Regions from separate parts of the Homo sapiens genome. Here region 1 is linked to region 2. Evidence: read pairs that join two places in POLR2A ChIA-PET (ENCODE). Cell type or tissue: CD4-positive, alpha-beta T cell. All regions are shown on one strand. Each heading gives the region's core, and the rest is flanking DNA. Links, peaks and the distances in the headings are about the cores only. Region 1 overlaps MAN2A1 (mannosidase alpha class 2A member 1). Region 2 has its middle 39 kb from the start of LINC01848.

Region 1 (11,338 bases), core at 1,946-9,945, 99 kb after region 2:
AAATAGTTTATATTTTTAATTTTTATCTTTTAATTCCATTTGTCCACAAACTTTTTGAAGTCCCCTAATATGTTTAACTAGATGAAGCTCATTTTGATTCTCTAAAAGCCAAGAGTCAGGTTATAAATCCACTTATGTTTATATATTCAAAATTGCTCAGAGAAAAACTAAGCAACTCTGTTCGATTGCTAAATATGCAAGAAAATCAGTCATTTCAGTCAAAGGAAAGTCTTTCCTTCCATACTTTTTGATGTCAGTTCATTACATTTTACCTCCAGGCTGCTTGTTTTCTTTGAGTAAGATCCATTACATATAATACTTTATAATATGTTGGTGGAAAACAGGGCAGAAGTATTGCATTTAAGATGTTTCCCCTAAGGGTTAAAACATGGTTTACACACACATACATACTAACTCGCTAACAAACACCTGCCTAGGAGAACACAGTCCTTGCGCCAATGAAATGTACACGACATACTCGTTACCCACAGTGACCTAATTCTTCAAAGTAGCTGTTGATATCAGAAACTAGGACACTAAAGTCCAATAATTACAGCTCTGAAGACAAATAAGGCCACAGTTAACAATGTCACTTATTGGTATTATATTATTGCAAGGTATGTACTTTCCTTGTAGGTGCAGTATTAAATAAAACACAAGAGGATACAGGAGCTTCTGTTTGTATTATATTCTATCTTCTAATTACAGATTAACCAAAAAAGCTAAAGTAGCAGCCTATATGGTAATGTTTAAAGCTTCAATTAAATGAAAGATGATTATACTGCAAGAAAAATTAATTCCCACCTCCCTCAACTTTTCCCCCAGAAGAGTGTTATTTTCTACAAATGAAATAAATTGCATTTCATTAAATTATGGGTGCTATAAAATGGATTTATTAAACCTGACATGGGCAAAACAATATATTTCATTAGAAATTTTTTTTCTTTTTTTCTTTTTTTTTTTTTTGAGACAGAGTCTCGCTCTGTTGCCCAGGTTGGAGTACAGTGGCGCTATTTCGGCTCATTGCAACCTCCGCCTCCTGCGTTGAAGCGATTCTCCTGCCTCAGTCTCCCGAATAGCTGGGATTACAGGCACGTGCCACCAAACCCAGCTAACTTTTTGTATTTTTAGTAGAGACGGGGTTTCTTTCACCTTGTTAGCCAGGATGGTCTTGATCTCCTGACCTTGTGATCCGCCTGCCTTGGCCTCCCAAAGTGCTGGAATTACAGGTGTGAGCCACCGTGCCACGCCTTCATTAGAAATTCTGAACTGCTCTGATCTTGTAGAGCTTTTAAGGCTAGTGAGCACAAGATTTCTTCTAATTTAGTATTTTTAGAAACCTTTTGAATGCGATGTCTGAACGATAATGAAAAGGAAAACAGAGTGTTCTTTTATTAGTTTAAAAGATGTTAAGAAAGAGAGAGCCCTTCAACTGCACTTCTGATCATTTTCAGAATCTGGAGAGAATGCAGATAGAGAAACAAAAGTTAAATACCAAACCAAAAACAAAAGTAGGTTGAACTATACGGCCTCTCAACTCTGTTTCAAAATCATTAAGGACCAAAAAGTTTATATAATTTTGGAAATGTTGCTTGTCGTTCTTGATTTTGTTTTCTCCTGAAGCTTAATTTGGGCAATAGTTACTTTGGGGAGAAAAGGGTCAAAGAACAACTAAAGTAGAGACTGAGAAATGTAAGAATATTTTGTCAGGTATGCGTTAGTTTAGTTTTTAAATTGGATTTGTAAGGTTTAACAAAAATAGACACCCAACAAAGACAATCTTTAATACTAACTCATTTTCTGTTTCTTTATTCCTTGTTGCTGAGATTACAAAATCTTTTGTATAATTAACTGGTTTAGTAACCTAATACAATTACAGTATGTAATCATAAAACATTAATAGTCTCTCTCCCCAAACCCTCATTTCTTCCTGGATTGAAAATCTGGTACTAACAACAAATAGGCTCTATTCATTAATACTCATGCAAATAACTGCATCTGGTTGGTTTAAGGGGGACAAAAGTAGCATATATCCAAAACTAGTTTAGTAAATTAAATTCAAGAATAAATATTTTTTGTTATTTTATGCAATACTAGCTAAAAGCCAATCTACAACAGCATGGAAGTTGGCTGACGTTTCCTTTGCATCTAAAATGAAAAGCCACATTTTGTCTATGCATTTTGATCAATCATCCAGGTGTCTGATTTACAGGAGGCCAAAGTTTAGAATGTTAAACAACTTTCCAGTATTTCTTAATAAGGAAGACTTGGCACTAAATAACAGATCCCTGAAGACTGATCACCCTTTCAGGCAGCGTGAACGCTGATAGAGCCAAATACCCTGAAGACTTCGTATATCTATCATGGGCCTTGATTAGTGATTTCATTAAAACCACAATCAGCCAGGATTGAGACAACCCGAGTGTTCAGGCAATGGTATGTGAAAAACAGGAGAGACAGGTGAGTCATGAAGATTACTAAGGAAAGACTCTCTCCACAACCGGGCTTATCTTTTCCCAGAGGGAGATTTGTTAAGAGGAGCTCAAATACAAACACGGGAAGGTATATAGTTTGGAAGAAAGCATTTCAGGTGATTCTGGTATCTCTATTTCCTACCAACTGCTTTCATGTTGAAAAAAAAAATGATCCGGACTAGAATGAAAAAAGATTTACAGGTTACGTCCAGTTTATATATGACGGCTTCTCATTTAATCCAGGCAACTACTGTAAAACTCATCAGTGAGGCGCTCTAAGTTTGCATTACACTTATTTATCCATCATTTATTATTTTTTTCATATGCCCGAGAACACCAAGGAAGAGAAGACAAATAATCTAGAAAGGAAACACATGAAAAAAGAAAATCAAGCCAGGTGCAGTGGCTCATGCCTATAATACCAGCACTTTGGGAAGACAAGGCGGGTGGATTACCTGAGGTCAAGAGTTCGAGACCAGCCTGACCAACATGGCGAAACCCCATCCCTACTAAAAATAGAAAAATTAGCCAGGCGTGGTGGTGTACACCTGTAGTCCCAGCTACCTAGGAAGCTGAGGCAGGAGAATCCTTGAACCAGTGGGGCAGAGGCTGCAGTGAGCCGAGATCGCTCCACTGCACTCCAGCCTGGGCGATAGAGCGAGACTCTGTCAAAAAAAAAAAAAAAAAAAAAAAAAAGGAAGGAAAGAAAGAAAGAAAACTAAAGAATAAAAAAGAGAAAAGAGGCAGAGGCAAGACCAGCAAATAGAAATGGGCTACATTGAGAGCCCCTTTGGAAGGCCAGGAGCCAGTCAAACCTCAGTGGCCCGGGCTCCTGCTTAACACTATTAGCCACTGGACAGTTCACTGCCCAGAGGGAAACAGGAAGAGAGGGGGAAAGGAAAAATGACAAGCATTTAGTTCTGATGAGTGTAGTTTGCTCAAATAAGTAAATAGGCAAGTCAGAGCCTATTAATTTCCAAGTCAAGCACTAAGCTACAGCCACTAGCAGCAGAACAGGGCCATCTAGTCTACACAAACTGCCCTATGATGTGAGAACTAGAGGTCCTGGATAATCCAAGGAAAACCCAGAAGATACAGTGACATAATTAAATAAAAGCAAAAGCAATTATGCAAATATACCTGATTGAGAAGTTGGAATTTTAGGAAGAGTTGCTACAGCATTTCCTCTGAGACATAGCCCATCTCTAAATATAACTGATGAAAAACAATGGTAAATCAAACCTGATGACACAAGTTTGTGCCAAAGTGTGTGCCATGTTGTACTCCAGGAAAAACTTTTCCACTAAAAAACAATAGTTTAAAGCAAACTTAAAAATAGATCAGCATATCTTCTGTGGGGTAATGCTATAAAGTTGAAGATGTAACTTAGAGCTCTCAGGGGTATTAAATAATGGCTTACACAAGAGTACAAACAGATGATCAAAAACAGTTTCTGACTTACCAGAAGTTTTGAGAAACTCAATAGAAGATTATTTCAGAACTACAGGTTTTCCTGTAGGTAGCAAAGTGATCACAGATAACTTCAGAAGTCACATTTAGGACACAAAATTAGTGTCTAGCATTATTTTTCCCACCTGCCAGAGAACTTTTACTTCTTGATTCATCCTATGAATCATGGGTTATTCTGAAAAACCTATCATATTATTACCTAAAGAAGTTGCATGAGAAAGTTTGTCCATACCTGAAATTCTAACAAAAAGCAAATACTAATGAAATTTGAAGTTAATAAAAAAGTTAAATAAAAGCAAAATTAAATTTAACTATGAAATCAGAAAATTGAACTTCTGTGATTTAAGAGATTCCCTGAACATAGTATCCCTTTGCTTTCCCACAATACCTAAAAAGGAAACCGTGCCTACCTATACATTTATCTTTAGTTTGTGAAATCCTTTATTTTTTACCTGTATGAAGATTCAGGGAAATAGTATTTTTTCTTTTCTAATTTGTTCAACTTAGCTAACAGCAAAGATAAATTTAAATGGCATTTTTATGAGGTCTTTTTCTAAGAGTGTTGATAATATGGTAAATACCCTGGTTATTAGGATTAAATCTGTAGTTGGAAAAGCACACCATTCTACAAACAATGAATTCTAAATCAACCAACCTAAATGTGCAAGTCTTTGGAAACCACAGCTCCACTCAGACCCCATGGAATCAGTTCCATTGCCCAGGGTTAAGTTCTCAAAAGGATCAAAAGCCTATTTCCTATCACTTGGGTTCATAAAGATGCTGCTCAATACTGTTCTAAAAATGATAAACAATTGCTAGGTTTTATACTCTACTGGGTAAAGAGCTGTAAACAAATAGAACCAGCTTAGAACATTTTTCTCTTAAAGTTACATTCCAGTGATACAGGCTATATTTAAGGAAGCAGGCCCCATATATGTGTGTGGTCTATTAACTGAAAGTCGTATTTAATATAATTTCCATTTCATAAAATCAAAACACTGTATTGTTTTCAGGTGTTAAAAATAAAGTTACCAGTTAATGAGCTCAAGACCAATATGGCAACAATTAAGAGAAGATATACAGAGGAACATGTATATGTAGGGATTGAAACGTTTTACCATTTTTTATTATCAAAGGGTAAGTTTCATATTTTAAATCATATTAAAAATGTCAAGTTTAGAAAAACATCATCTACAAAAACCAACTGTTAATTTAAGAATGGCATAAGAAAAGCAAGAATTCAAAAACCATAATACATATGTTTCATAACTGCATTCCTATTTTCTTACCCTGTATGTGGTATAGTCGGACTCTATGAGTAACATGGTCAAAAAAGCAAGTCACTTCCGAATAAATCCTTCCATGTGTCACTCTGACAAAGGGCGGTGTTGTGTAAACATAAGGCTGAAAAGAAAATAATATATTTAAGAAAAATATTTTGGCTTCCAAACTTTTAAAAGAATATGTTTATTATGGTTTCAAAAATAGAAAATACGTATCACCTGATATTTGCAATTTTAAGTGTAAACCAGATCTTACAAGGTAACAAAATATGCATGTGATAAAAACTGAACGTGTTTTTTATTTTTAAAAATGCTGAAAATAGGAAATAAAAATGTTTACAACTTCACTGGTCTAGAAAGCATTCCTCCCAGCTATACAAATTTCTAACTAAAATCCTTCTATTTGTCCATATAGTTACTTATTAGAAACAGCAATCATTCTACAGAAGTTACATTTTCCCAGGTAAATAATTATTATAACCATGGTCCCAGCCCCCTAATGTTCAGGGTTTGGGACAGGTGGCAAGGATGACTACAGGGAGTCATCTAAGCAAACTGAAAGCAGGATTCAGAAACATAGTTTAATCATAGCTCGGTTTACTAAACTATAAAACATTCTGTCCTTTTACTTGAAAGAACTAGCTGAATATAAATTCACAAACTTGAAAAAACTACTTGGAAACCACTAGTTTAGTTTTTATTTAAATTTTAAAAAATGGTAATAAAGCACATAACTTATGTGACATGGAAGCAAATTTAAAACATTTATGAGTAATTATATTTTTAAAGTATTAGATACCTTAGCTCAACAATAGCATAGAAAGTTAGGCTTGCAATATGAACTACTTAAACAGTGTAAGATTTTCGGCCAGGCGCCGTGGCTCACGCCTTGTAACCCTAGCACTTTGGGAGGCCGAGGTGGGCGGATCACAAGGTCAGGAGATCGAGACCATCCTGGCTAACATGGTGAAACCCCGTCTCTACTAAAAAGACAAAAAATTAGCCAGACTTGGTGGCGGGTGCCTGTAGTCCCAGCTACTCGGGAGGCTGAGGCAGGAAAATGGCGTGAACCCAGGAGGCGGAGCTTGCAGTGAGCTGAGATCGCGCCACTGCATTCCAGCCTGGGTGAAAGTGCAAGACTCCGTCTCCAAAAAAAAAAAATTTTTTTTTCAGAATTGTGTAATTTTCTTCCAAATTTACCTCTTTGGCTAGGGAAAATTTTCTGGAGTTATTAAAATGCTTAATGGTTTACAAATTTCTTGTACCTAATTACCAAATAGCTAGAAAGTGAGGGAGGGGATGAGAACCTGGGATGATGAGTTCTGGGCTCTTGCCTTTTTCTGATGCACTAGACTGCCTCTTTCCCTGATGTTTTTTATTTTCTCTCTGTAAAAATGACAATTGTTTTATCTTTCTATCTGACATTAGAGCTATTTAAAGATAAAATGGTTTTAAATAAATTAGTTATTGGTATCTACGCATGAAATTCTATAGCACAACTACTTTTTTAAGTATAAATACAGTCAATCAAAATAAAATGTCCAATGACAAAAGCTGGTGAATGAGAAAACACTGAAACAGCTCATATTTGGGACTCACTGCCCATCCTGGAATGCCTCATATGAGTTGTAGTTTGTCTTTAATTCTTCACTGACTTAAAAAAAAAAAAAAAGAAAAACCCCAAACAGCCAAAAAAAAAACCAAAAACAAAAACAAACAAAAAACCTAGAGTCCTTACTGTAGCCTACACAATCCCTTAAAATCCAGTATTGGATTTTAGTTAGCAGGTTTCATAACTTGTGGAACAAAAGTAACTTTTTCAGGAGATAGGTCCCTAGCTAACAAGACAATAATTAGGATAACATTTCACTGATCTTGAGGTATAGAAAACCTATAAAGGTATAAAAGCAAAGGAAGAAACTCTACAGAAAAAAAAGAAATGACTACACAAAAATTTAAAACCACTATAAATGAGAAATACAATAAAATAATTAACAAACTAAATGACACAATAAGAAAAATTTTACAACATATAGGGAAAAGGATTAATTTTACCACATATAGAGTGCTCAGAGATCATCAGGACACACCAACAGAAAAACAGTCAAAGAATAGAAATAGGAAAATCACAAAAGAAATATGAAAGATAAATGAAGGTACAAAAACGTTCAACCTTACTAGTAACCACAAAAATCTTAACAGAAAAATATTTTTCTACTAACTTACTATTATAGGCAAAGCTTGTAATATGGCCAATTCTCAGTGCTTGGAGTGGGATTTTAGAGTTAATCTCAAAAAATGCTGGTGGGATTGAACATTTACCTAGTCTTTCTAGAGGGAAGATAAGCAGTACACAGCAAAAGTCCTTAAAAGACTTCAGACACTGATACAAAATGACTCTTCTAGAAAGTTATTCTCAGCAATTAATCAGAATTGCATTGTAGCATTCTTTTTGAATGCTACAAAGAAAGCTTATTACAATGTTATGGTAGTGAAGAATCGGGAGAAAAAGAATATAAGCAACATCTTAAACACAACAGTATATATTAAAATTGGATTTTTAAAAAACATACCATCAGATTGTGAGCACTGTCACAAATGAAAAACAAAATATGTACATGCAATAAGTCAAGACTTGAGAACGGGGAGAAAAGGATATGCATAAAATAAAAGACAATAAGAAATACATCCAAATGTTGGCAATGGTTTTCATGGGATTGTGCACCTGTTGGTAAATTTTAATGTTTTCTTTAGTTTCTGGCATTTTCAAAATGTGCCAGAGTTTGCGTATTACTACCTTTATAGTCAAGAGTGAGAAAGATTTGTTTTTTAAAGGGCTGAAAGTTAAGGAGAAAAATGGTCCAGTGGAAAATCTATTTTTCCCATACGGCTAGAGGTTTTGTGTCTGTATAAAATGCATACATATAAAGCTCCCTAACTCTACGTAAAATCTAGTTTCTTCCCATGTTCATTGTTTATCCTAACTGAACATTGTTCATTGTAGCATCTTAACAAATTCCAACTCTAAAAAACTATTTATCTAACGGGGTCTTGCTCCGTCAACCCAGGCTGGAGTGCAGTGGCGTGATCTTGGCTCACTGCAACTGCCTTCCGGGCTCAAGCCATCCTCCCACCTCAGCCTTCCTGAGTAACTGGGACTGTAGGTGCAGGCCACCATGCCTAATTTTTGTATTTTTTGTAGAAAAGGGGTTTTGCCATGTTGCCCAGGCTGGTCTTGAACTCCTGAGCTCAAGCAATCTACCCTCCTTGGCCTCCCAAAATGCTGGGATTACAGGTGTGAGCCACTGCGCCCAACCATTTATCTAACTTTCGACTACAAATTGCTAAGTATCAATAAGGTGATAGATAATACTGCAACCAAAAGTTCATCTATCCCTAATAAATCAACAGATGATAAAATAATGACACTCACTTATCTTTTTCCTCAATACTCTTTCAATAAGTGTTTATTCCATTTGTCATCTCATCAGTACCACTTACCTTGGCATTACCATCAGGTAAGAAGAGGTAGGCACCACTTTTGTCTCTTTTAATTGTGGTTCCATACCATGAAAATTGCACATTTACTTCATGGTGTTTACCATCTTCTTTAGTCATCATTTGCTAAAGATTAAAAAAAATAATAATAAGCAACTCACCACTAAGATGTTAAGCATGTTGCATCTGGTTCTATGTATATGACAATTTAAAAAAATAATTTCTGTACTTATCTGGTGGACCAGTGACACACAGACCACGGAGTAGCGCCACCCACAGACTATACATGTGAGCAGCAAGTGGTCAATGAAGGTGCAAAAAGCTCATGCTTCCTTTTACTCAAGAGTATTTGATACAGCTCTACTTAAGACTTTTTTCCCCTTTTGCCTAATTAATCTACACACATTGTAGCAAAAATGATAAGCATTCTATGAATTTTAGAACTATTCAGAACATACCTTCATAAGTCCAGTTTGATCAAACCGAAGTAAAACAAAGGAGTTCTCTAGTGTTATACCTTCTTCAGTATTTATCATATTCTTTATGGTGAAAATTCCGCTATCTTCTACTTTATTCTTATACAAGACATAATCAGCTAAATGTGAATTTGAACTTGCTGATTCCAAAATCTTATACACTTTCAGTCCCAATGGCGGTATATGTGCTCGAAAAGAGATCTTTAAAAGATAGGGAAGGGAATTTATTAAAGATAAATGTTATCTACTGAGAGGCAAACCATTTATATTTTTGGTAAAACCAACAAACTATCATATTTTTTAAAAAGAGAATCCAGTTGGCCCTCCATATCCACAGGTTCCATGTCCACAGTTTCAACCAATTACAGATAAAAAATGTTTGAAAAAAAAACAAAAAACAAAAAATACAAATAAAAACTATAGTATAATAACTATTTACATAGCATTTACATTGTATCAGATGTTACAAGTAATTTAGAGATGATTTAAAATACACAAGAGGATGTGTGCAGGTTATATGCAAATGCAGATGCTCCTCAACTCATGATTGGGTTATGTCCAATTAGAATTTGAAAATATCGTAAGTCAAAAAGGTGTTTAATACACCTAACCTATCCAAAATCATAGCTTAGCCTAGTCTACCTTTCATGTACTCAGAACACTTAAATTAGCCCACAGTTGGGCAGAATCACCTAACACAAATCATATTTTATACTAAATATAAATAGCTTATGTAATTTATTATATACTATACTGAAAGCGAAAAATAGAATAGTTGTATGGGTACTTGAAGTACGGTTGCTACTGAATGCACATTACTTTCACGCTATTATAAAATTGAAAAATCTAGGTTGAGCCATTGTAAGTCAGGGATCATCTGTACTATGCCATTTTATATAAAGGACTTGAGCATCCATAGATTTTGTTATCCCCAGAGGGTCCTGGGACCAGTCCTCTACAGATACCAAGGCATGGCTGTGTAACAATATTCTATAAATGTTTGATATCTTATGGGTAAACCATACATGTCTCAGTTTATCCAGAGAACCTAATAACCTAAAGTTGGTAGGCCTATCAAAAGCACTAATGTTTTTATCCAATATGTGAACCTGTATGATCATTCTCAATTGTTTGGCTGTACTCTAGAATGCCTAGAGAAGGAAATTTTCCATGAATGTAAGGGCTTTACAACAATGCCATTTCCTAATTATTAATTTTTTTTGCAATATTATGATATTTCGGTTAATAAAAATGATAAACATAATATAAATATTAAACAAGTTAGCATTAGCCATCAAATGCTTGAGGTTCAGCAGACACTGAACAGAGCATGGGGGATGCACACAGTTTAAGACATGACCCCTGCTTTCCAGGAGCTGTTGCTGTTCCATTTTCTAGATGGAAAGCTTCCTGTAAAATCTGACCAAAATTTTTATTATAGTTTACCTTTCTATCTAAAAGATGATGCATATTTAAGAGTAGCTAGAAGGTGGATCACGGGGTCAGGAGTTTGAGACCAGCCCAACCAACATGGTGAAACCCCCTCTCTACTAAAAATACAAAATTAGCCAGGCGTGGTGGCACATGCCTGTAATCCCAGTTACAGGAGGCTGAGGCAGGAGAATCACTTGAACCCGGGAGACAGAGGTTGCGGTGCGCCGAGATCGCGCCATTGCACTCCAGCCTGGGCAACAAGAGCGAAATTCTGTCTCAAAAATAATAATAATAATAATAAAAGTAGCTAGCAATAGCTTCTGTCAAGCAGAAACAATTCTTAGAGTTCCTAGTTTATGGCTGTATCTCCAGAAATGCCGTTTAAATGACATTCCAGATTTTAAAAGTCTAACCTTTCTAGTGGTACAGTGATCAGTTTAATATTGCTTATTTTAAGAAACTTTGGCACAAAAAATACCTATTAACTTGAGCACAGATTTTCCACAATTATATCTCACAAAAGAAGCATCTTAATTATTTTAGGGCATTTCTCTTCCATGGTGTGTTATGTCACCTTTGCAATGAAAACCTAAAACTATCCAAAGTTACTAAGGGTGGTATTTATCTCACTTTCGATATGCATAATTATCATTAAATTCACTTAGAGCAAAACATTCAAAATTTTATGAGTAATAATTACTGC
Region 2 (11,338 bases), core at 1,824-9,823:
TGACTTTCAGTAAGTTTGAAGTTTTTTCAGAATAAACATTTTACAAAACATTACGAAAAAAAGAGAAACACAGAGAAAGAGAGAGCGTGCACCATGTATAAGACAAATAACTAGCTGATTGTAAGATAGGTTTGTTAACTGAAAGCACCATCCCCTCCATGAGGAGAACACTGACCTTGGTCACATTTTTTTTTTCTTTTAAGACAGAGTCGCACTCTGTCGCCCAGGCTAGAGTGCAGTGGCGCGATCTTGGCCCACTGCAACCTCCGGCTCCCAGGTTCAAGTGATTCTCCTGCCTCCGCCTCCCTAGTAGCTGGGACTATGGGTCACATTTCACTTGGAAGTACTCCACTAAGTTCCCATATTGTTGCAGTTTCCAGGGTTGTAACCCCCAATCATTGTGCTTTCACTGCCAAGTTACACTGCTGATTTTGTGTAGCCTTAATTCTTTCTGAAAGCATTAAATTATTTTTAGTAGAACTCATGCTACCTACCAGTCATGAAAAATTGTTTACTGTTAATTGAAAATGTTTGTAAAAAGAGCAAACTATTGTCAAAAACAATGCATACATGGCTGAAATATTTCTTTTCCCTTGAATCCTTAAGTATTCTTTGAGTAGGCATTTGCCAATTGGAGTTGTACATTGTCTTTCTTGCGTTAAGCACACCCATCGCCAATTATTTCCAGGTTTCATTTCTTTAAAGTTGAAAGTATATTTTGTCTAGATGTTTACATTCTTTTCCATCATTTACAGATATCTTGTCTGCTGATGCAATATAAACTCTTTAATCACAAGAAATTTCGTTGAATTTCTTCAGAACATTCAACTTATTTTTCATAGAAATGACTCATATATATCATCAGTTTATGTAGTATTTAATTAATTCTATAATTACAGTTTTAAAGATAACTGGAAGGAAGAGATTTGGAAACAAACACAATTAGCTCTTGGTACACATACAAGCATACAGCCAACCTAGGGAAGAACAAGAACATAAGGCTGACCAGCCAACTGACTGTAAGCATTCAATGTGCCATGAGCTTCAGTCATCGTGTTTAGAGAATAGAAGAAAATCAGTTAATTCACAAGGTGTTGGGTGTCAATTCAGTAGCAGTCACTAAGAGATCTTCTGCGTATTTACTTATTTTCAATCCACAAAAAAGATTTGCTATCTTCCATATGTAAAAATATCCCTTCCATGGGTAAAGATTGATTGTCAATTCTCCATGAAATTTACCACTTATCAGAGAAACTAAAATTAGGAGTATTGATCTGATGGACATACAGCCATTGAGTGCCTACTGTGTGCCAAGCACTGTTCTGGACATCAGGATAACGGGTTCCTACAGAGCTTCATCACAGTGGGTATAGTTATCTGGTAGGATTAACTGCTGGACTGCACTTCTCTGCCCCAGTAAAGTTCATAAGAAAATGCGTGCTTGGCTCAATAAGTAAGGAATTAATTCAAGGCTATTCTTTCTGTCTTCTGAGAGACTGGAAGAATAAAAAAGAGGGAGGTTTTACCCTGTGTCAAGTTAAATGCTGTTATCAGTTGCTGCATGTACAACATGTTGTTTATGGTAAAGTCAATTGATTATGATGCCCGAAACCAAGTGATAGATGGGACATGGCTGTAGCAGCAGCAGAAAAACAAAGAAAAATAGCCATCATTAACATATGGAGGCACATGTATGCGATTTTGTGTTTTCTTTTATTAAAGCAATTTTGTAAATTTGAGCTGATCCTTTTAATTAATCATGGAGCCAAGGCTTTTTAGTTTTCTGTTTTTTATCTGTGTCTTCAAATTACTTTTAAAAGACTGTTGCTGCTTTTAGTAGAATTTTGCCTTCAAGTTAGGAAGTAACTGAGAAGATTTCTGAATATTCGGGTTAAAGAACATAGCTGTTGGTTTTGGTGTTGAACTCTGGTTTGCCTACCTGCCTAGTTGGTTCTGCCCATCTCTGTGCTTGTGATTGATACCCACTCCCCTCTTTTATTGGCTCTCATGCCCACAAGGCAGGCCATTCCCTCCACATACACACACCCTGATGTACACAAGGGTCCCTGCCAAGGGTGGCTCCATCTTTCTTCTCTATGAATTAAAACTTCTACTTTGCTAAGTAGCCAAAAGAAGGTTCCTGAAATCTCAGTAACTTCCGGTCTTTACTCCAATTTCATGAATACCTAAAGTGCTTCTCATGAATACCCTTAGTCAATGATCCAGGTCAAACTCTTATTTTATCAGAAAATCAAGATGGGAAAAGGTGAATGACACAGCCACTGTCATATCATAGAACCAAAGCAAAATCCAAGACCTCCTCTCTCTCAGCTAAGCTCTTTCTACTGTGTAACAATCTACCATTTTTTAGTACTTTAACAATGGTTCATGTAGCCTCTACAGCGCTATCCTGAGTTTGCTTTCTGTGATTCCAGCATGTAGAGCATGCCTCACAATTAGCATGTAGGTTCCTTGAGGGCAGGGACTATTCCTTTCATGTCCACAGCTTGCACAGAGTGGAGAGGACACTGACTAAAGGACAGGGGGATTTAATTAGCCAAATCTCATATCAGACAGCACCAGATCCTCCCTCCCAGCCACCTCCCAGTACCCCAATAAACAACCAGCCCATATCTTCTGATTACATTTCCAGGCTCCCATGTGCTTTTGATTAACTTCTGTGTTTTTCAGCCTTTGCATTGCTGATGCATCCATTTTCTGTCCCCAAGTGGGATATAGAACTGTAGGTAACAGGCAGTTAATAAGCTAAACAGGTAGGGACAGAGGCTCATTAATGGTTGCTCTATGATTTGTGGCCGGTTCCCTCAGCACCTAAATCTTGAAATAAATATATTCAGAGACTCCGTTATCCAGGAAGAGGACATGGATCATTTTTCTTTCATTAACAATGGAGCCGCTACAGCAACATTTTTATTTATATGCACATTTCCAAGCCTAAAAGCTTGTCCCTTTAAACCTGCTTGCACTAAATTTTGATCGGCCCTTGATGAAAGAAGACTTATGAATCGGAGACAACCTGGTAACCATCTGTGCCCAATGCATATTAAAGGAAATGTAAATTCGCAAAAGACTCCCCAGCATATATCAGCTTCTCCACCCTGGGAAGACAGAGGATGATTAGAGAATCTGGGACCAAATCTCCCAATTCAGGAGGGCCATGTTAATGAGGAACTTTGCCGAAGTACACAGCAGGAAGAAGCCTTCAACAAAAGAAATTTCTAGATAACAGATGGGCCCAAATTTCTTCTATCTAGAAATCTATCCTTCTATCTGATGTGATAGGCACTTTAAGGGGTCTCTACCCAACCATAAGACCACACATGCATGCTTCACACATACACATGTGTGAGCATGTACCTGCACACATATGCCTCTCTGAGCTCTAGTACATGTGGGTCCAGGCAGCCATATTAATTGTCTATGTGAACATTTTGTGAGCTTTCTATCCATACCATGCCACCCCAGGACCATAGTCTTGGAATTGTTCTGGACAGCCTGTATACCATTAAGGCATATACTGTGATCAGAAATCAGGCAATCACATCCCTCCCTCAGAACCCTTTTAACCTTCTCTGACTTAATCTAAACTAATCAGATTTTTTTCTGTGAATTTGGAGTTGGCACTGATAGGAACAGCTCTACTGTTTGCCTGAGTTGAGGGCTTTGTAAAATTGCCAGATAAGAGGCAGCCGTCTTCTGCCATGTGCTTGAAGAAATAGCAAAAGTTGGTGTAATAAGAGAAAAATAAAGCAGATACACAGTGACGAGTGGAGAGCAAGAGCCTCAAAAGTCAGAGACAGACACACACATAAAGACAGAGAGACAGAGACAGAGGGAGAGAGAGGAATTGTGTTACTTTCTGAACACTTTAAGATGCTGGTCCCAAACCTAGACATGTCTTCCCCTGGTGTTTCATGAGATAGATAGCCTATTTTCTTAGTGTCAGTCCTCCATTCTGCTTGAATTAGCAGTAAAAGAGCTTTGGGGACAATCCCTAGCCAGGTGAGGGCTAGGCCCATCTAGGCTTCAGGGACAGATTTCCAGCAAAGCCACGCAGCAGTTCTTCCCCACCACTGAGCAAAGGAGCCTTTGTTAGGCTAGGGTGCACCACCTGTGCACTGTCTGCCTGTCCTTTGTCAGAACCAGCCCCTCCTGCTAGCTTTTTAACATCTCTGTCCTTGCCAAAAACATTCAGAGTTGGAAGACAAAGGCATCAAGGATGCAGAAGAGAGGCCCTGGCAAAAGTGAGAGCAAAACCAAGGATTGCTGTGGACAAAGATAGCAAGGACAAGTCACTTCAGTGGGCTGTCATTCACAACCGAAAGCCACAGGCTGGAGTGCCTGTGGTGGCTGGAATACAATGTTCTACCATAAGGAAAATGAGGTGGGTAACTCCTTTCATTTCCACCATAGTGAAGGTCTATTCTTTCCTTCAAAAATATTTAATATACTATTCCAATTGTATTAAAAATGCAATACCAGCCAGATATGGTTGCTCCCACCTGTAATCCCAGCACTTTGGGAGGCCAAGGCAGGAGGATCACTTGAGTCAGAAGTTCAGGACCAGGCTGGGCAACATAGGGAGACTCCATCTCTACCAAAAAAAAAAAAAAAAAGTTGAGTGTGGTGGCACACACCTGTAGTCCCTGCTACCCATGATGCTGAGTCAGAAGGATTGCTTGAATCCAGGAGGCAGAGGCTGCAGTGAGCTGATTGCACCACTGTACTCCAGCCTGAGAGGCAGAGCAAGACCTCATTAAAAAACAAAAAAAATCAAGCAATACCCAACGTGGTCAAGTTCTGTCTCTTCTTGGCTCTAACACACGTCCTAGGTATCTGATCGCAGGATAGAAATCAGTACAGAAAGTATTTCACACCCTGCCCCACCCCCAAACAAAGCCAAAGCAGGTCTGTCTACAGCTTACTCCATGGCACTGCATCATTCTTCACCCCACAGCCTCCCCCCAGCCCCCACACCTTTCCTCCACCGTGCTCCCTGGATAAGCATCCCACTCATGCTTTAGACTGCCCAGAGGGAGTAATTTGGCACCACACGGGACACCTTATTCTTGGAGTGCTAAACAGAAGTTAAGACTCGTGACTCTTCTCAGCTCTAATCACACACTAATTTCTCTGATAAAGCCACTTCAGATTTCTGTTCAGCCCAGACCCTTGGCATCAGGCCTTGGAGCTGTTCTGGGCCAGGCTGCTGGACATACCATGTGATCTGAGCTCAAGCAGTCACCACATACCTCCCCCATCAAACCTTCTAACCTGCTTTGTTTTGATTATTTTAAAATCCTGCCAAACCTATTAGGGCTAATGCTCCGCTGAAAGCAGCCACGACCTCCTGTCAGCACTTGGCACTGCAGGGCCATCCGTGACAAGGGGGGAGCTCACAGTCCTCTCTGTAGGAGGCTAGCACCCTCTGCTTCCAAAGAGGGAGGGAGTGACTGCAGAAAAGGCACCTGCCACCTAAACCTCAGAAGTCAACGGCTCCCCTGCCCCTGCAGCTAAGGCCTCAGTTCTTTGAAGCATATGAGCAGCTGCAGAAGCAATGGTGGCCTCAAAAAGTCCCATCAGCAGCTCTCAGAGTTTGTCTTCAAAACAAAAGTGCACCTGTGTTTTGGCAAGCTTCAAAGGGGTTATGAGTTGTGAGCAAATGCAATGTGGTTGAGTGAGAAGTGCTTTGAGCCTATGACTGCACAGACACACCACAGCATCTGGCACCATGGCTGCTCTGTGACCTTGAGGAATCACTCTCTGGACCTTCGGCATAGAAGAGATTCACACCTGATCAGATTCACCCCTGAGCTTCAGGACCTGGGTTAACAGTTAAAGACCTTCCCAGCTTGTCCTTCCATGCCTCAGGTTTGTACTGCTTTCTTTAGCATCTAATAAACAGTTCCTGTCCCTTCCCCTTTGGTCTTGGCTCCTAGAATGCCCTTCCATCTCCCTACTCAAATCCAGCACATTCTCTAAGACTCAGCTTAAGTTACTTTTTCTTGAAGGCTTTCTTGGCTCCCACAGCCCTCAAGGCTCCTCCTACTATCCCATCAGGCAATTGCACACAATTATGCAGCCATTATAGACTCCTTTATGTTGTTCTCGATTATTATGTCTGTGTTAATATTGCATCCTTCAATATCCTAAACTCCTCAAGGATAGGGTCCAAATCATTTTAGCACACTCCTGGATTGTGTGCTAAGATTAAAAAGAAAAAAATAATAAAATGGCAACATCCCAGGGCATGATTATTCTGCCACCCTTCCCCAGTAGTCACACTCTTAGTCAGGAGAACACAGCACTCTGTCATTTTCTAAAGGTCAGAAAAAGGTGATCGCGGTCAGCCAGTAAAAGTCGGGTGAGCCACGTCCATCTGGGTGTCCCTGCTGTCTATTTCTAAGTAATCCTCTGCTTAGGGGGCAGTCAGTGATGCCAACAGTGGGGGCTTTCAATCCATAATTACAACGTCTTTCCTTCAGCCCAAAATGTGGAACAGCTCCTGATTCCTCCCTTGGCAGCCAAAAGGCTGATCTAGCCCCAACCAACTGCAAGAGGTAATGGCAGGACCACGAACCTCCTGCAGCTGCAGGGATGAGCCATGGGAGGCTGATAACCACGAGAAATGACCACAAGGACTCTATGGGTGTCCTTGGAGGCAAGGACTGGTTGAGAGAAGAGTTGGGGAAAGTAGAAATGAGGCTTTGCAATGAAACTCTGAATAAAGCTAGCTCTATGGGCCTTTGCAGGTAAAAGCCCTAAATGACGGAAAGGTAGCAATCCCCATCCCCAACACTACTCTCCATATCCATGCAGGCACAACCTTCCACATGCCCCAGGAGCCCGGCAGCTTTTGAGGACCCTGCTCACTCTCAGTGGTAGAGGAGGAAGAGAAAGAGAGAAAATCCATTCAAAGCCAGGACCTAGCAGAGTCCAAATAAGAGGATATTTAAAAATAAATAAATAGCTCAATTCACTTTACAAAAGAAGACATAGAGGTGGCCAACTAGCATATGAAAAAATGTTCAACACCACCAATCATTAGAGAAATGCAAATCAAAACCACAATCAGATACCATCTCACACCAGTCAGAATGGCTATTATTAAAAGGTCAAAAAAGAACAGATAGTGGCAAGATTGCAGAGAAAAGGGAATGTCTATACGTTGCTGGTGACAAAGTAATTAGTTCAGCCATTGTGGAAAGCAGTGTGATGATTTCTCAAAGAACTTAAAACAGAATTACCATTTGGCTCAGCAATCCCATTATTGGATATATATCCAAAGGAATATAAATCATTCTACTATAAAGACGCGTGCACATATATGTTTATCACAGCACTATTTACTGTAGCAAAAACATGAAATCAACCTAAATGCCCATCAATGGTAGAATGGGTAAAGTAAATGTGGTACATATGCACCATAGAATACTACACAGCCATAAAAAGAATCAGATTATGTCCTTTGTAGCAACAAGAATGGAGCTGGAGGCCATTATCCTCAGCAAATTAATGCAGGAACAGAAAACCAAATGCCACATGTTCTCACTTATAAGTGAGAGCTAAACACTGAGTACATATGAATGCAAAGAAGAGGACAACAGACACTGGGGCCTACATAAGGGTGGAAGGTGTGAGAATGGAGTGGATCAAAAAACTACCAATTGGATACTATGCTTATTAGCTAGATGATGAAATAATTTGTACCCCAAACCCCCGTGACATGCAATTTACCTGTATGACAAACTTGCACCTGTACCTCTGAACCTACAATAAAAGTTTATTTAACAAGTCAATTTAAAAGGATCTAGAGACTTGGTCATTGGCTAATTTCATTGCACCGGATCCATCACAGACAATAGATATTTGGGCTCAAATGTTTCTAGACTGGAGCACGGGATGAGGGAAATATTGTATCTTTTGTTTTGTCCTAAGGAGGAGAAACAAATTCCCAGGGTGTATTAGTCCATTTTCATACCCCCATAAAGAATTGCCCAAGACTGGGTAATTTATAACGGAAAGAGGTTTAATTGACTCACAGTTCAGCATGGCTGGGGAGGCTTCAGGAAACTTACAATCATGGCGGAAGGTGAAGGGGAAGCAAGGCACCTTCTTCACAAGGTGACAGGAAGGAGAAGTGCTGAGCTAAGGGGGAAAACCTCCCATCTCAGGAGAACCATCAGATCTTGGGAGAACTTACTTACCATCCTAAGAACAGCATGAGGGAAACCACTCCCATGATTTAGTTACCTCCACCTGGTCTCTCTCTTGACACATGGGGACCAAGGGATTATGGAGATTACTATTTAAGATGAGATTTAGGTGGGGACACAAGCCTAACCATATCATTCTCCCTCCAGCCCCTCCCAAATTTCATGTCCCTTTCACATTTCAAAACCAATCATGCCTTCCAAACAGTCCCCCAAATTCTTAATTCATTCCAGTATTAACCCAAAAGTCCACGTCTAAAGTCTCAACTGAGACAAGGCATGTACCTTCCACCTAGGATTCTGTAAATCAAAATCAAGTTATTTGCTTCCTGGATAAAATGGGGGTAAAGGCACTGGGTAAATATACCCATTCCAAATGGGAGAAATTGACCAAAACAAAGAGGCCATAAGCCCCATACAAGTCCTAAATCCAATGGGAGAGTCAAATCTTAAAGCTCTGAAACGATCTCCTTTGACTCCATGTCTCACATCCATGTCATGCTAATCTAAGAGGTAGGTTCCCATGGCCTCAGGCAGCTCTGCCCCTGTGGCTTTGCAGTGTATAGCCCCCTCCTGGCTGCTGTCTCAGGTTGGCATTGAGTGTCTGCAGCTTTTCCAGGTGCATGGTGCAAGCTGTCAGTCGATCTACCATTCCAGGGTCTGGAGGACAAGGGCCCTTTTCTCACAGCTCCACTAGGCAGTGCCCCAGTAGGGACTCTGAACAGAGGCTCTGACCCCACACTTTACTTCCACACTACCCTAGGAGAGGTTCTCCATGAGGGTTCCACCCCTGTAGTAAACTTCTGCCTGCACATCCAGGTGTTTCCATATATCCTCTGAAATATAGGCAGAGGTTCTCAAACCTCAGTTCTTGACTTCAGTGCACCAGCAGGCTCAACACCATGTGTAAGCCACAGGCTTGGAGCTTGTACCCTCCAAAGCAATGGCCTGACCTGTAAGTTAGCCCCTTTTAGCCATAGCTGGGATGCAAAGCACCAAGTCCCAAGATTACACAAAGCAGCAAGGCCCAGGAACAAGGCCTCTGGGCCTGTGACGGGAGGGGCTGCTGCAAAGGTCTCTGACATGCCCTGGAAACATTTCCCCCATGTCTTGGCAATTAACATTTGGCTCCTCGTTACTTAAGCAAATATCTGCAGCTGGTTTGAATTTCGCCTCAGAAAATGAGATTTTCTTTTCTATTGCATCATCAGGCTGCAAATTTTCCAGACTTTTAAACATAACTTCCAATTCCAAACCGTCTCTTTGTGAATGCATAAAACTGAATACTTTTGAAAACATCCAGGTCACCTTTTGAACATTTTGCTGCTTAGAAATTTCTTCTGCCAAATACCCTAAGTCTCAAGTTCAAAGTTCCACAGGTCTCTAGGATAGGGGCAAAATGCTGCCAGTCTCTTTGCTAAAGTATAGCAAGAGTGACCTTTTCTCCAGTTCCCAGTAATTTTCTCATCTTTATTTGAGACCACTTTAGCCTGGGCTTCATTGTTGATATCACTATCAGCATTTTGGCCCAAACCATTCAACAAGTCTCTAAGAAGTTCCAAACTCTCCCACATCTTCCTGTCTTTTTCTGAGCCCTCCAAACTGTTGCAATCTCTGCCTGTTACCCAGTTCCAAAGTCGCTTTCAAATTTTCAGGTACCTTTATAGCAGCACCACACTCTCTGTGGTACCAATTTACTGTATTAGTCAATTTTCATACTGCTATTAAGAATGGCCCAAGACTGGGTAATTTATAAAGGAGAGAGGTTAAATTGACTCACAGTTCAGCATGGCTGAGGAGGCCTCGGGAAACATATAATCACGGTGGAAGATAAAAGGGAAGCAAAGCACCTTCTTACCTTCTTCCCAAGGCAGCCGGAAGGAGAAGTGCTAAGCCAAGGGGGAGGGGCCCTTATAAAACCATCAGATCTCGTGAGAACTCACTATCTTGAAAACACCATAAGGGAAAATCACCCCATGATTCAATTACCTCCACCTGGTCTCTCTCTTGACAAGTGGGGATTATGAGGATTATGGGGATTACAATTCAAGATGAGATTTAGGTGGGGACACAAAGCCTAACTGTATCACAGGGGCAGTATTTTTAGGAAGAGAAATACAAGCATTAAAAAACAAGAAATGGAAATAAATGCACCCAGAAATGTCTCTAGGACTTGAAATAACATCTTTGCACATGCCTTTGGCAGAGCTAGGCTTGCTCTAAGAGTCCTATCTCAGACACAGCAGTGTTTAACTGGGGCCTTCTTTTCCCTGGAGATGTCCTGTTCTCTTCTCACCATTTTCTTCGCATCCCACACTTCAGGACTTCTGTCCACTGCTCAGTTTCTCACCACTCACACACAAGCCCAGCAGCCTCATGGCTGTCAGGAGAATTATCTGTTATCAGGCTTCTGTGAGATTAAATTTAGTCATTATCTTGGAAGAGAATTATCTCATGTTGACAAAATCCCTCAGAGTTCACTGTAGAGAACTTTAGTTTCCACATTCAAGTGAGATTTGAATTTGATCAGGCATCAATTAAACACTGTGCATTACATAGTGACCTAACTTCAAAAGAAAAGTCAGTGCTTGTGCTATGCTTGTTCAGCACGAAGGGTTTCGTTTCCTTCTTCAACCATCATTTGAGGTTACAGGTCAGACTCAGAAATAATGGGCCATACGTTTACAATAATACATAGGGGTTATGATTGCTGCTTTTAAAAAGAGCCATAGCATTCTAAATTATAGGCTCATTTTCCTGGGTCAGCTTTGCCTCAATGAGGGCAGCACCATGTGGCACTTAAGAGCAAAGCTTTGGGACCAGACAGGCCTGTGTTCAAATATTATTCCATCACATTTAGCCATGTCAGATTGAGCAATTTCACTAAGCTCACCAAGCTCAGTTTCATAATCTATAAAGTGGGAATTAATAAAATCATGTATATAGAAAGCATAACACAGTGCCTGCTATATGATAAGCAGTCAATAAATGGCAGCTACCACTCATCGGTACCTCTCTTAGAGTAGTTATCATTTTCTAAATTAAATAATTTATTTAATTAGCAAATATTTGTCAACCATATACTAAGCCATTGGGGAAGATAA

Evidence for each region. ChIA-PET counts read pairs that join two places held together with the same protein. Peaks named below come from ENCODE experiments on the same cell type or tissue, not always from the same donor. Only the 100,000 strongest peaks of a DNase experiment are listed, where the experiment ranks them.
Region 1: POLR2A ChIA-PET joins it to region 2 with 10 read pairs; 4 of 35 experiments call an interaction of 5 or more read pairs at or near these places.

The regions. Positions count from the first base shown.
Region 1 is chr5:109,817,733-109,829,070 of GRCh38, reverse strand. MAN2A1 (mannosidase alpha class 2A member 1) reads right to left here. Exons shown (of 22, transcript NM_002372.4): 14 at 9,184-9,402; 15 at 8,729-8,851; 16 at 5,234-5,348. Among named protein-coding and RNA genes, the nearest start is that of LINC01848, 60 kb to the left of the region's middle. In CD4-positive, alpha-beta T cell, for the core only: no CTCF peak of the experiment used is centred there; no DNase peak of the experiment used is centred there.
Region 2 is chr5:109,916,193-109,927,530 of GRCh38, reverse strand. No RefSeq gene overlaps it. Among named protein-coding and RNA genes, the nearest start is that of LINC01848, 39 kb to the right of the region's middle. In CD4-positive, alpha-beta T cell, for the core only: a CTCF peak has its summit at 3,479; DNase peaks (open chromatin) are centred at 4,810 and 5,580; H3K4me3 peaks cover 1,078 bases; H3K27ac peaks cover 2,470 bases.